Linked DNA regions of Mus musculus: regions 1, 3 and 4 are each linked to region 2. A link is a contact called in ENCODE Hi-C or POLR2A ChIA-PET data. All regions are on one chromosome and are shown on one strand. The core of a region is the stretch at or near the end of the contact, and the rest is flanking DNA. Distances in the headings are between cores, read along the strand shown.

Region 1 (2,700 bases), core at 59-2,558, 34 kb before region 2:
AGTAATCCCCCCCCCCCCCGTGAAGTCACTCCAGGTTTTATACAAAGCCCTGGCCCATGGGGGAGAAGTTGACTGGTGGTGACCCAGTCCATGGCAAAGCTTCGAGTAACTGAAGTCTTCCCCCCTGTACGCAGAGACAAACCGAGAACGGGAGCATGCAAGCTATTAGCATGAGTAGTAGGCTCAGTTTCCAACAGTCAAAAGAAGGTGTCTTTGAAGAACCGTTATCCAGTAAATAAGGTTTTGTCTTGCTAAATATGCAAAAGGTAGCTCAGGCTTTATAACTAACTCCCTATAACCCCAAACTACTAAGCTTTTGATCTAATATTCTGATATTTTCCCACTGCTCAATGCTGAGACAGGCTGTTCTTTAATGTTCAGGATCAGCCAGTCCTTTCCCCTGCTTTTACGTCCCTTTCATGGTATCTAAGCATGAAAATAATTAAACACTATCAGGATTCGCCTTGGACTCTGTTACCATGTGTCCCTCCTCCAACGTTCGTTTTTCACTTTAGTAATGGGAATTACTCAGGGACCAGAAAAAAAAAAAACTGTATTATTCTCATTTTTAAAACGAAGCAAATAAAAAACTGGGGAGGAGGCAGAAGGGACAGCTGTGTTCCTCGATTTCCCAGTACTCTGCTAAATCACTGACGGTCCCGCTCAGTTCTAAGTTCTCAAGGGCGGTTTTAAGGTTTCAGGGCGAGGACAGGGCACACCTGCCTGCATCCTGTTCCACAACTTACGGGATCTGAGCGAAATCTTTTTTGATTGGAAGAGAGTGATGCTAAGATATCAAACAGTCCAAATAATGATATTAATAAAACACTTAATTTCTTAAAAACTGATGGACGTGCCACATTCCAAAGCCCTGCGCTTCGGGACTTGTCTACTTAATAATAAAGCACGTTTGTCACCAGAGACACACTGTCCAGACAAGATGGCTCAGGGAGACCAAAGACCACGGAGCCTTGTTGCACAGGAGCGCCTGGGGCTGCAGCGCAGGAGAAGCAACCCTGCGTGTGCTCCAGTGTAGGCCCGAGGGAGGAAAGGCGGCGCTGCGACCGGGGGCTGCTGCCCTGCAAGGATCCAACAGCGAGCACCCAGCCTTACCCGGGGTCCTGGTCCCAGCATGCGTCGCGGCTCGGCGACCCGGAAACGCTCGCGCTCCTGCGCCTGCGGGGCGGGCTCGCTCGAGTGTTCCCCACACCCAAGAATGTCACAGACCCCACGCGCCACACATTGGGGAACAGAGGACAAGAAACACTGCCCGGTCCTTACCTGAGGCCTCCGCAACCCGACTGCGCAAGCGCACGGTCTTAGCGCCACGCCCCCAGCTTTAGCCACGCCCCACAGAGGAACCTGACCTAACTAGCTGTGGGAAGCTGGTATCGTTTAGGCAAGGTTATCCTGCCCGCGGTCACACCCAAGTAAAAGAATTCACATTTGAACCCAGGACACCATCTCCAAACTCTGCACATGGATCGTCTCTCCCACTCTAAACCCAAAATGTATCAGAACGGGAACAACCCATCGCCAGAGAGTGGCCAGAAAAGTGGGACCCTAAATTGGGATTTGCCCTTTAGCCAGGTTCCTAGACAATTCCTTTACACATTAAAGGTGAGAAGCGCTGTGCCTAGGTGCTGCCCAATAGTCAAGAAGAGGGCTGACCTAAGGGAAGGAAAGATAGGAGATGGGGCATAGGAATGCCTAAAGAGGGACCACGTGCATGACAAAGCCTGGAATGTCAGACTATATCCACTTTTATTAAAATGCAGTCTGTCCTCAGAGATCCACAGCCAGGGCTGCACGGAGAAACCCTGTCTCAAACAAGCAAACACAGGAAGCTATGAATGCTGCCCAACAAAACGTTCAAGGTAAACATAATGGAAATTGGGGGAGGGGGAGTGGCTTGGCTTGGCTTAGCTTAGCTTGGCTTGGCTTGACTTGGCTCACTGGTACAGCTAACTGTGCAACACTTATGGATCTTGCATCTTCGATTCCCTGTTCCTGTTGGTTCCGACTGTTGATTCGAACATCTGGACATGTCACTGCTGTTGCTAACCTGACTCTACAGAACTGTATCCATGAGGTGTTTGCCAGTGGATCCAACTACCGCTGCCTGCTAACCTGTGAACTGAACTGATTTCCAGACAACACAGAAGGGAGTTGCTCCAAAGAACCTTTCTAAACAGTTCCACTTCCCCCCCCCCCCCCGTATCCTTTCTTTCCCACTACCTCTGGTGAGTGGTGGGTTACAAGGAAGGTTAAAGTGTTTAAAAACCATCATTAAAAATGGAATTTGAGGGCTGGAGAGATGGCTCAGTGGTTAAGAGCACCGACTGCTCTTCTGAAGGTCCTGAGTTCAAATCCCAGCAACCACATGGTGGCTCAAAACCATAATGAGATCTGACGCCCTCTTCTGGTGCATCTGAAGACAGCTACAGTGTACTTACATATAATAATAAATATTTTTTTTTAAATGGGATTTGGAAAAATTAAAGTTACACCAGGGAGTACAAGTGTCAAAAAGATTATAAGGATTCAACAAGGTGCAAGGTGTGGCCTTGTTGAAGGAAGTGTGTCACTGGGGGTGTGATTTGAGGTTTCAAAAGTCCACACCAGACCCAGTCTTTCTCTTTGCCTATGGATCAGACTGTAGAGCTCTCAGCGACTTCTCCAGCTCCACCAAGTAGACAG
Region 2 (2,700 bases), core at 85-2,584:
CAGAATGGCATCCATTGTGAATGTTCAGTAGAGAAATGTCTGCAGAGATCTCGCTGTCAGCTTCTCCCTAGGTAGTCGGGTGTTCATTTAAGGTGCTATAGTAGGGAGCGGGAGTTTATCGAGGCTGATCTGGTCACGGGCTTTTCACATTAGAGACCTCAAATTACACCCAGGATCCACGCTACAAGAAAAGTTAGGCTGTTGTTCTCCTACCTTACAGGAAAGGAAGAAGAAAGGAGTGGGCACAGCAATGTTGACTGTGAAATTGGGGGCTCTGTCTTGGGACTTTTCCATCTCTCACCAGTTGCCATGTTGGGAGTACAATTTCCCGGTTCTAATTCTAGCTCCTGAGTTCTCCTCATAGGGATGGTGCTCAGCTCAGAGTGCAGGCATGAAGATGTGTCACTGGGCAGTGTGCCACAAGCTAAACCCTCAAGTCCTGGGCCAGCAAGTTCCATTATGGGAGTGTGTTACAGTCTTACAGGAAGGTAGGATTGCTTTTCTTTTCTTTTTTTTTTTTTAATTTTGTTTTAACCCGTATACGAGTTCACTATAGCTGTCTTCAGACACACCAGAAGAGGGCATCGGATCCCATTACAGATGGTTGTGAGCCACCATGTGGTTGCTGGGAATTGAACTCAGGACCTCTGGAAGAGCAGTCAGTGCTTTTACCTGCTGAGCCATCTCTCCAGCTCAGGCAAGGTTCCTTATTAAGCAGGGACTGCTGGTGTTGGCCTTGTGATAAAACATTCCTTGTGGCCTTTCTGGGAGCAGGTGGATCTTAACAGGGGCCTGGCCTGGTGAGTGATATGCAACAAGGGGCTAGCAGGTAACTGCTGAGGGCTGGACAAATAGATTTAAGAGAGAATTCTTCAACCCTCTGGCCAATGTTGTCAAGATGGCTATGTCCTCCTTGGCATGGCAGTGTGAAAGGGGAAGGAGACTAACGTTTACAAACCTGGACTTCAATTGTCACAGACATAGCTTGGCTGGACCCTCTGAGAGGCGAGTTACTCAGTATCTCCCACTGCACATCGGAATTCGGTAGCATCCATGTGCCCAGTTGCTTCCTCAAAGTTTGTTTTGAAAAGTAGATTGTGATCATTGATCCAGGAGCAGGAGGCTTGGGTTTCTCCTTCTTCTTCCTGCAGAGCTTTCCCAGAATGGAAGCCAGGAAGTGTCCGAAACCTGGAGAAGCTGGCAGTTACTGCAGTTGCACAGGAGAGGGGAGGCGGGCCCGGACCTTGGCTCCCGCGCTGGGGTACAGAGGCGACACGCCTACCTGACTTCTCGCGGGTGCGAGCCGGTGCGGGAGGGGCCCAGAGCAGTGTGGGAAGGCGGAGTCCGCCGGGAAAACGAAACAGAAGAGAACCGGCCAGGCCCGGACTTCCATGGGCAGCAGCAGCGGCAGGGAACGGAGGGCGAATAGATTTCAGAGCCTGCACCTGAAGTACAATTCGAATCCTGCTCCAGGGAGCGAGCCACTGTCCGGATCCAGAAACTTTGGTAAGACCTGAGGGCTATTTTCCCACTCCTGGATAGCGGTTGCAGGAAAAGGGACCCAGAAGGAAAATGACAAGCCCAATGACTTAAAACTCTGGAGGGAACTCTAGAAGCCTGAATGACCCAGAGACTGAATTCTGCGCCAAGACTTTGTGCTGCACAGTCATGGCATTCCAATTAGCTGTCCTTTGTGACAAGCGGGTCCTGCTCCATCCTCCACCAGCCGCTATGGTCAGGCAACCCCCCCCCCCGCGCCTCCCCCTCCCCTTCCCCCTTCTTCTCCCAACTCCCCCGCCCAGTGCCCACCACTTTCAGACTTACTTGGTGGTTCTGGGCCACAGCCAAATACCCTCCAACTCCTGCCTTCATGCTGCCTGTTTCTACTTCCTGGAAAGCCCTTTCCACCTCACCCCACCCCCAAGTGACTTCCTGGGCAGATCTGTCTATCCAGTCCTTTTCACAGAGCCAATGATATGAATTACCTTCCCTAAGCTAGAAACTCCACTCTGCCCTCATAGCCAGCGCCCCCCGTCCCCTGCCCCATATTTTTCTCAATCTTCCAACTAGTACTTAGTACTAGAATTAGTCTTTTTCCTTCTACCAGTAAGATCCCAAGAGCAGTTTTCATTGGCTTGTATAAGCCTAGCACCTGATCCCTGACAGGTGCTCGTTCCATGTATGTTAAGTGGATGGTAATTCATAAATAACCTTGAATTCTAGAGAAACGGGATTCCCTGTTGCACCTTTAGTACTAACCGTGCCTTGCCCCCTGGAGTTAAAGACACTCTCAGGGCAGAGTGTGTGCTTGTTTTTCAGCTTGCCCTGCGGCCCTGGAGGGACCCAAACACTGTGTGCAGCTTGCTCCTTTATATATCATATACTAGCTGAATGCATGTTGTATGGGAAGCAGCGACTGGAGGGGCTCAGCCTTCTGGGGTCCTACAGTCTTCAGGAAGGAGAAAGATCAGGGTCTTCAGGATATAGGTGAGACAAGCAGGTGGCATTTGTTGGTGCATGTGATGGGCTGCTCTTTGGGTGAGCGACTGAGAGCTGAGAGCAGCTTCCTGGTAAGCATCCTGATTCCTTTATAGGAATCCCACCTGTCAATACAGTGGTGAGGTGGAGTGATTCTAGTTGCCCCTGCAGCATCACAGAAGGCCAGCCCATCCTGAGAGGTGAATAAAATTGCTCCCTAGA
Region 3 (2,700 bases), core at 114-2,613, 47 kb after region 2:
CTTTCCAGCAGGGAAAACTGAGGCTCAATGTGGCTAAATAATTGGTTCACAACCACAAAGAATACAAGTCTTGGTGATCTTGTTCCTGAAACGGAACGAGGTTGTAATTGCTGAGATGGGTGTTGAATCCAGGGCCTCATACAAGCAAGGAATGTGCTTTATAACTGAGCTAAATCTCTAATTCAAACTAGATTATTTTTAAGGGAAGCATTTAACTCCACAGACATGGTGGCCCTCTGGTGTGATTTCAGCACCCAGCAGTTCGAGGACAGTATGATCTACCTGTGTAAAAATACACACACACACACTTACAAAAGTACAAGGGATTACATGTTACTTTTAAAGCTCTGCCTTTTATAGTTATTCCATCTTTTACATATAATTTTCACATAAAATCACACTGAAACTTCACAGCTGGGGGCACTGTAGATTCATTAAATGATACGGTTTGAGGAAGTTAATTACCAATAGTGAGGACATTATGTTAGGAAGTGGAATAAGGGGGCTGGAGAGATGGCTCAGAGGTTAAAAGAACTGTCTGCTCTTCTAGAGGTCCTGAGTTCAATTACATGGTGGCTTTATAACTATTTATAATGAAATCTGGTGCCCTCTTTGGGCCTGTAGGCATACATGCAGGCAGAACGCTATATAATAAATAAATCTTAAAAAAAAAAAAAAGGAAGGAAGAAGGAAAGAAAGAAAAAGAGAGAGAGAGAAAAGAATAAGGAATTGGGTCTTAAAATGTGAAGGTTCCCCTCCTATGAGGACAACATACACTAGCATTATCCACTTCCTTCAAATATAAGAATAAACTCCACAAGTCGATAGATAACCCAGGTAGGGATGCTGGTGGCCTGACCCCTCACTTAAGAGTCACAACAGCGAAGTGGTCAGGATTCTGGGTCTGAGGGGGTAAATCACGCAGCATCTGTTGATGGTTGGAGGTGGTGTGTGTCAAAGAGCCAGAGCAAGTTTAGGTGAAGCGCTTTGCCTGTTCCGAAATAATGGAGCAACCACTTTCTCAACAGGACGATTATAGGTGCTGCTAGCGTATTTCAGTATTGAGCACCGAGTTTGAAGCAGAGCTACAGAACACACAGAGCTGGGCTAACTCTCCTGTGGGTGCCTCGGGCATCGCAGGCTCTTTCTTCCCTCCCGCTCTCCTCCCTCCTGCACCCTCCCACCAAAACGACCACTTACGGATGGGGCGTAGCTGACGCTGTGATAGGCAGTCACAGCCAACTTGCACCGACCTCTGTCATTCTCCTGAGCGCCCGCACACCCTGAAGCCGGAGCTTTACTGCCCGGAACCAGCTCCGCGGAGGTCGCGCTGCGCATGCGCCGTGCAATTGGCGCAGGACCCACAAACATCCCACTCGTCCCCGACAGCCGATTCGCTTCGAAACTTGGGGTGGGCGGGGCTAAGAGGACGTGGGGGCGGGCCGGTCCGCAGGACCTGTGTCTCGCGCATGCGTCGTCTCCCGGCTTCCTGAGGGCCGGAGTTTGGGAGGCGGGGCATCCGGGTCCCTCGGCAGAGCGGAGCTTGGCTGCTCGGCTCGGACTAGACCAGGAGGTGAGGCGGTCTCGCGCGCTGTCAGAGCCTGCAGGCTGTGACATCCCTGGGTCCCAGGACATTTTCCGAGGGCTGAGGAGGGAATTCGAGTTTTGAGGCCGGGGATCCTCAGCCTCGGGGTTGACAGCTCGAGGACTCCTACGACGGGAGGCTGACATCCCAGGGCGGCCCGGGGACCCCGGTTTGCGTTTCCAGCAGACTCTCAGTTGTCGGGGTCTTCGGAGCGGCCCGGTGCATCCAGACCCGGAGCACTGCATTCCCGGGGCGAGGGGTTGTCCCGGGCGCCCCTGCCGCAGTGTCCCCGTGGGGCCCGCCTCCGCCGATCAGAACCCTACGGTCACTCTTCTGGGTCCCGGTGGCGAGGGACGGGTGGCGGAGAAAGCTCCCCAGACGCCTGAGCTCGGTGCTTCGGGGTTCTCAGGGTAGAATGAGTTAATAGCCTGTGTTCTAACAGGGAAACAACCGCCCCGGAATAGTGCCTTTTTTGCAGTATTTACATTTTCCTTTCATTCCATTCTTATCGCCAGTTTTTTCTTTCTTTCTTTCTTTCTTTCTTTCTTTCTTTCTTTCTTTCTTTCTTTCTTTCTTTCTTTCTTTCTTTCTTTCTTTCTTTCTTTCTTTCTTTCTTTCTTTCTTTTAAATCATTGTCCTTTCAAAGTTAGTTCTCTAATGAGAAATGAAACCACGCTTTCTTTCCCTAGCTTAGTGGTTGCATTTATGAAACTTGACATTTAATATTTAAGAAATCCTTACATGTAAGGGCTGGAGAAAGGAATCCGTGATTAAGAATACTTGTTGCTTTTGACAAGGACCTGGGTTTGATTTCCAGCGCCCACAAGATGACTCACAACCATCTGTAACTCCAGTTCTAGGGGGAGCCAACACCCTGTATATATATATATGTGTGTGTGTGTGTGTGTGTGTGTGTGTGTGTGTGTGTGTGTATGTATGTATGTATGTATGTGTATACATACATTTGGGCAAAACACTCCTACACATAAATTAAAAATTCCTTAGAATATATTTTACTCTTTTTTTAAAAAACGAATCTGTTCATTTAAGGTGTGAATTAAGAACATCAATAATGGAGCTAGCTCACAGTTTATTGCTAAATGAGGAAGCTTTGG
Region 4 (2,700 bases), core at 55-2,554, 54 kb before region 2:
GTAGTAGTCATTTTGCAAAACTCACCAAACAGCAATTACTCAAGTAGAAGGGCTGCAGACAAGATCATCTCTCTACTCCTTGCCCTCTCCCACTCTTCCATACCAATGCAAAGTCTCACTTTCTTCTCATTTTAGTTCTCCCTGGCATCCATTCAGTCTATTCAAACAGTGTCTTCACTGACTTCTCTCTCCAAAGACTCCCAACCCAAAACTAAATCCAGTGCTTTTTTTTTTTTTTAAATAAGACAACAATTACGTTTCTTACAAGGCTTAATTATCTGGGGAGAAGACTTTGTCTTAACTTCATATCCCAAGTTTTACCATAATGCTTAACCTTCAAGAAAGACTCAAAGCTTTCTTTTAGCCAGGCAGGTGAAGACCACCTAGAATCCCAGCACTCAGGAGGGTAAATAAGAAGATGCTGCAAGTTCAAGGTCAACCTCATACATACAGCGTTTCCCTTATACAAACAGCAGAAATCCACAACCCCGGTTAGAAAATCAGCATTCCTTTAACTCAGGAAAATTAAATTACATTCTGTCACCTAAACTCCGCAGGAATTTGTCATGACCTCTTTTTTGGCACTGCCCTTTAACGCAAATGACAGATAAGACTATATTCCAAGGACTTCGGCGGTGGCTCAACACCTGATGGCTCTAGAGGCCTTCGGGCTCCTCTGTGTACACACACTGGGTGGTTCACGCTCCCCCTACGTTTACCTTGGCTGGGTTAGTCAAAACCTCCTTCATGTACTCGGCCACAGTGATGGGACCTGTAGACTTTATTTTGTACATAAGATGCCGCAGCATCGGTGTCACCTGGTTGCTTTCTGCCGGCTCATTCCCGGAGCTGTAGCATTTCCCTCTCCAAATACAGGGAAGGCCTGAAAAGCACGATTAAGCACCGCCCGCATTAGATATCTCCATTTCATTTACACGCGCAGCAAGCAGCCTAAAGCTTGTAAGGATGCCTCGTTCATCACTAACTTCGCCCCAACGTCAGGACCCGATGGAGGCAAGGCATGCACCGAACCCATGACTACAAGCCCCTCCACACAGCTAAGCCTCTCTGTGGACCAGCTTCCTGCTCCAGCCCCAGGTGAGCAACGGAGGGACCAAGGAGCCGCGCCATACGGTTTCCATGGAAACAGGATCCTGCAAGGGGACTCTCACCCGCGCGGGCCACGCAGCGTCTCACCAAAGCATTCATTCCTACACCCCGAGGCCAGGCTCCGCCCCGGAGGCGGGGTTTAAACGGTATTTCCTGAATCGCCCTCGCAATAGGAAGTGCGTCACCGTAAAGCGGAAGTAAGCTCCGGGCTGCACTCGCGTGTCCAGCCCGCCATGTCGGCCGACCAGGAACCTGTGGCGTTCCTTGCCAAGCAGCCCTGGCGTCCCAAACAGGTGACAGAAGATCCGGATGAGGAAGACGAGGAGGATGGCGATGAGGGCAAGAATGGCTTCTCCCTGGAGGAGGTGTTACGCCTCGGAGGCACAAAGGTAAGGGCCGCAGGCTCTGGGGAAGGGGATGCTCACGGCTGCCGGGAAGGTGGGACCCGCAGCCCAGCCTCCGACCTGCTCTGAGAGCTTCCCACGCATTTACTGTTACCGCGCTTCAGTGGGAAAAAAAACAGTTCGGCTTGCATGTTTTCTCCTGGGTTTATGCCTCGTTAAAATGTAGGCGATCGGATTCTAACCACGTGGGCAAATGTTTTGAACACGACCGTATGTGTAATCTACATCTGCTAGGTTAAAAGGTTGGATTGAAGTCGCTAAAAGAACCTGCCAGTTTACATTAGCCTTTTATGAAAGTGCCTCTTCCTCCCTACACTACCTCATAAAGTACTTTCTATTATTGGAAGGAGTGTTGTATGTTTGTTGGTACACTCGTGTGGAAGTCAGAGGACAACTTTGGAATCGATTCTCTCTTTTATGTGACTTCCGAGGATCGGACCTAAATCACCAGGCTCCTTGGCATAGACTTGACCCACTGAGCCATCCCCTGCCCACTCAGATAAACCTTTAACCTTGCTCACCTGATGCATTACGAGTGCCTAGATCATTGCGATTTTCACTGGATTTTGTGACTGTCAGCTTGAGAATCTTTTCATATCTTGAAGAAGGTTCTTCAAAAGCCTTTTCCCTATTGTGTACCTATCTTTGGCACATTTTCCTGTTGGATATCTGTGAGTTTGCCAGATAATAGTGTAATAATTCATATGTGATGGTTTTTAAAAATGAAGTTCTTACTGAATTTCTGGGTTTGTAATACGGCCTTTTTTTTTTTTTTTTAATGTGTTTCTACAGCAAGATTACCTTATGCTGGCTACTTTGGATGAAAATGAGGAAGTGGTGGATGGGGGCAAAAAGGGAACCATTGACGACCTTCAACAAGGTGAACTGGAGTCATTTATTCAGAATCTGAATTTGGCCAAATACTCAAAGTCTTTGATTGAAGAAGATGAACCAGAGAAAAAGGAAAACACCAGCAAAAAAGAAGCAAAACTACTGAAGGTGGAGAATAAAAAACAAAAAGCAACAGAAGGAAAAAAGACATCGGAAAAGAAGGTGAAAAATAAGACTGTACCAGAACAGCGTCCTGAGAGCTGTCCCGTCTCCAAAGCAAAGAAAGATAAACAACCCGATGTGTTTGAATTTCTAGAGAGACAAACAATGTTACTCAGGCCTGGAGGCAAGTGGT

What was found. A loop is a pair of places that touch in the nucleus more often than their neighbours do. ChIA-PET counts read pairs that join two places held with the same protein, here RNA polymerase II (POLR2A).
Region 1: a loop to region 2 is called in a map of heart, with 2.5 times the contacts of the local background. The contact joins the promoter of Cebpzos here to the promoter of Eif2ak2 in region 2. A Hi-C loop is called at or near these places in 3 of 37 maps with a recorded cell type or tissue (CH12.LX, T-helper 1 cell and heart). POLR2A ChIA-PET finds 5 or more read pairs at or near these places in 4 of 5 experiments (Patski and embryonic stem cell).
Region 3: a map of regulatory T cell shows a loop between it and region 2 (1.9-fold over the local background). The contact joins the promoter of Gpatch11 here to the promoter of Eif2ak2 in region 2. A Hi-C loop is called at or near these places in 1 of 37 maps with a recorded cell type or tissue (regulatory T cell). POLR2A ChIA-PET finds 5 or more read pairs at or near these places in 4 of 5 experiments (Patski and embryonic stem cell).
Region 4: a loop to region 2 is called in a map of heart, with 4 times the contacts of the local background. The contact joins the promoter of Cebpz here to the promoter of Eif2ak2 in region 2. A Hi-C loop is called at or near these places in 1 of 37 maps with a recorded cell type or tissue (heart). POLR2A ChIA-PET finds 5 or more read pairs at or near these places in 3 of 5 experiments (Patski and embryonic stem cell).

The regions. Positions count from the first base shown.
Region 1 is chr17:78,915,107-78,917,806 of GRCm38, reverse strand. It overlaps Cebpzos (CCAAT/enhancer binding protein (C/EBP), zeta, opposite strand), which reads right to left and starts at 1,308. Exons shown (of 5, transcript NM_001177403.1): 1 at 1,114-1,308.
Region 2 is chr17:78,881,206-78,883,905 of GRCm38, reverse strand. Eif2ak2 (eukaryotic translation initiation factor 2-alpha kinase 2) reads left to right here and starts at 1,334. Exons shown (of 16, transcript NM_011163.4): 1 at 1,334-1,506. Gm26637 reads right to left here and starts at 2,022. Exons shown (of 2, transcript XR_876974.2): 1 at 1,825-2,022.
Region 3 is chr17:78,834,179-78,836,878 of GRCm38, reverse strand. It overlaps Gpatch11 (G patch domain containing 11), which reads right to left and starts at 1,363. Exons shown (of 10, transcript NM_181649.6): 1 at 1,201-1,363; 2 at 1-85. Heatr5b (HEAT repeat containing 5B) reads left to right here and starts at 1,498. Exons shown (of 36, transcript NM_001081179.1): 1 at 1,498-1,573; 2 at 2,636-2,700. The coding sequence starts at 2,658.
Region 4 is chr17:78,935,674-78,938,373 of GRCm38, reverse strand. Cebpz (CCAAT/enhancer binding protein zeta) reads left to right here and starts at 1,304. Exons shown (of 16, transcript NM_001024806.2): 1 at 1,304-1,499; 2 at 2,307-2,700. The coding sequence starts at 1,344. It overlaps Ndufaf7 (NADH:ubiquinone oxidoreductase complex assembly factor 7), which reads right to left and starts at 1,239. Exons shown (of 10, transcript NM_028611.3): 1 at 1,173-1,239; 2 at 720-883. The coding sequence starts at 1,209.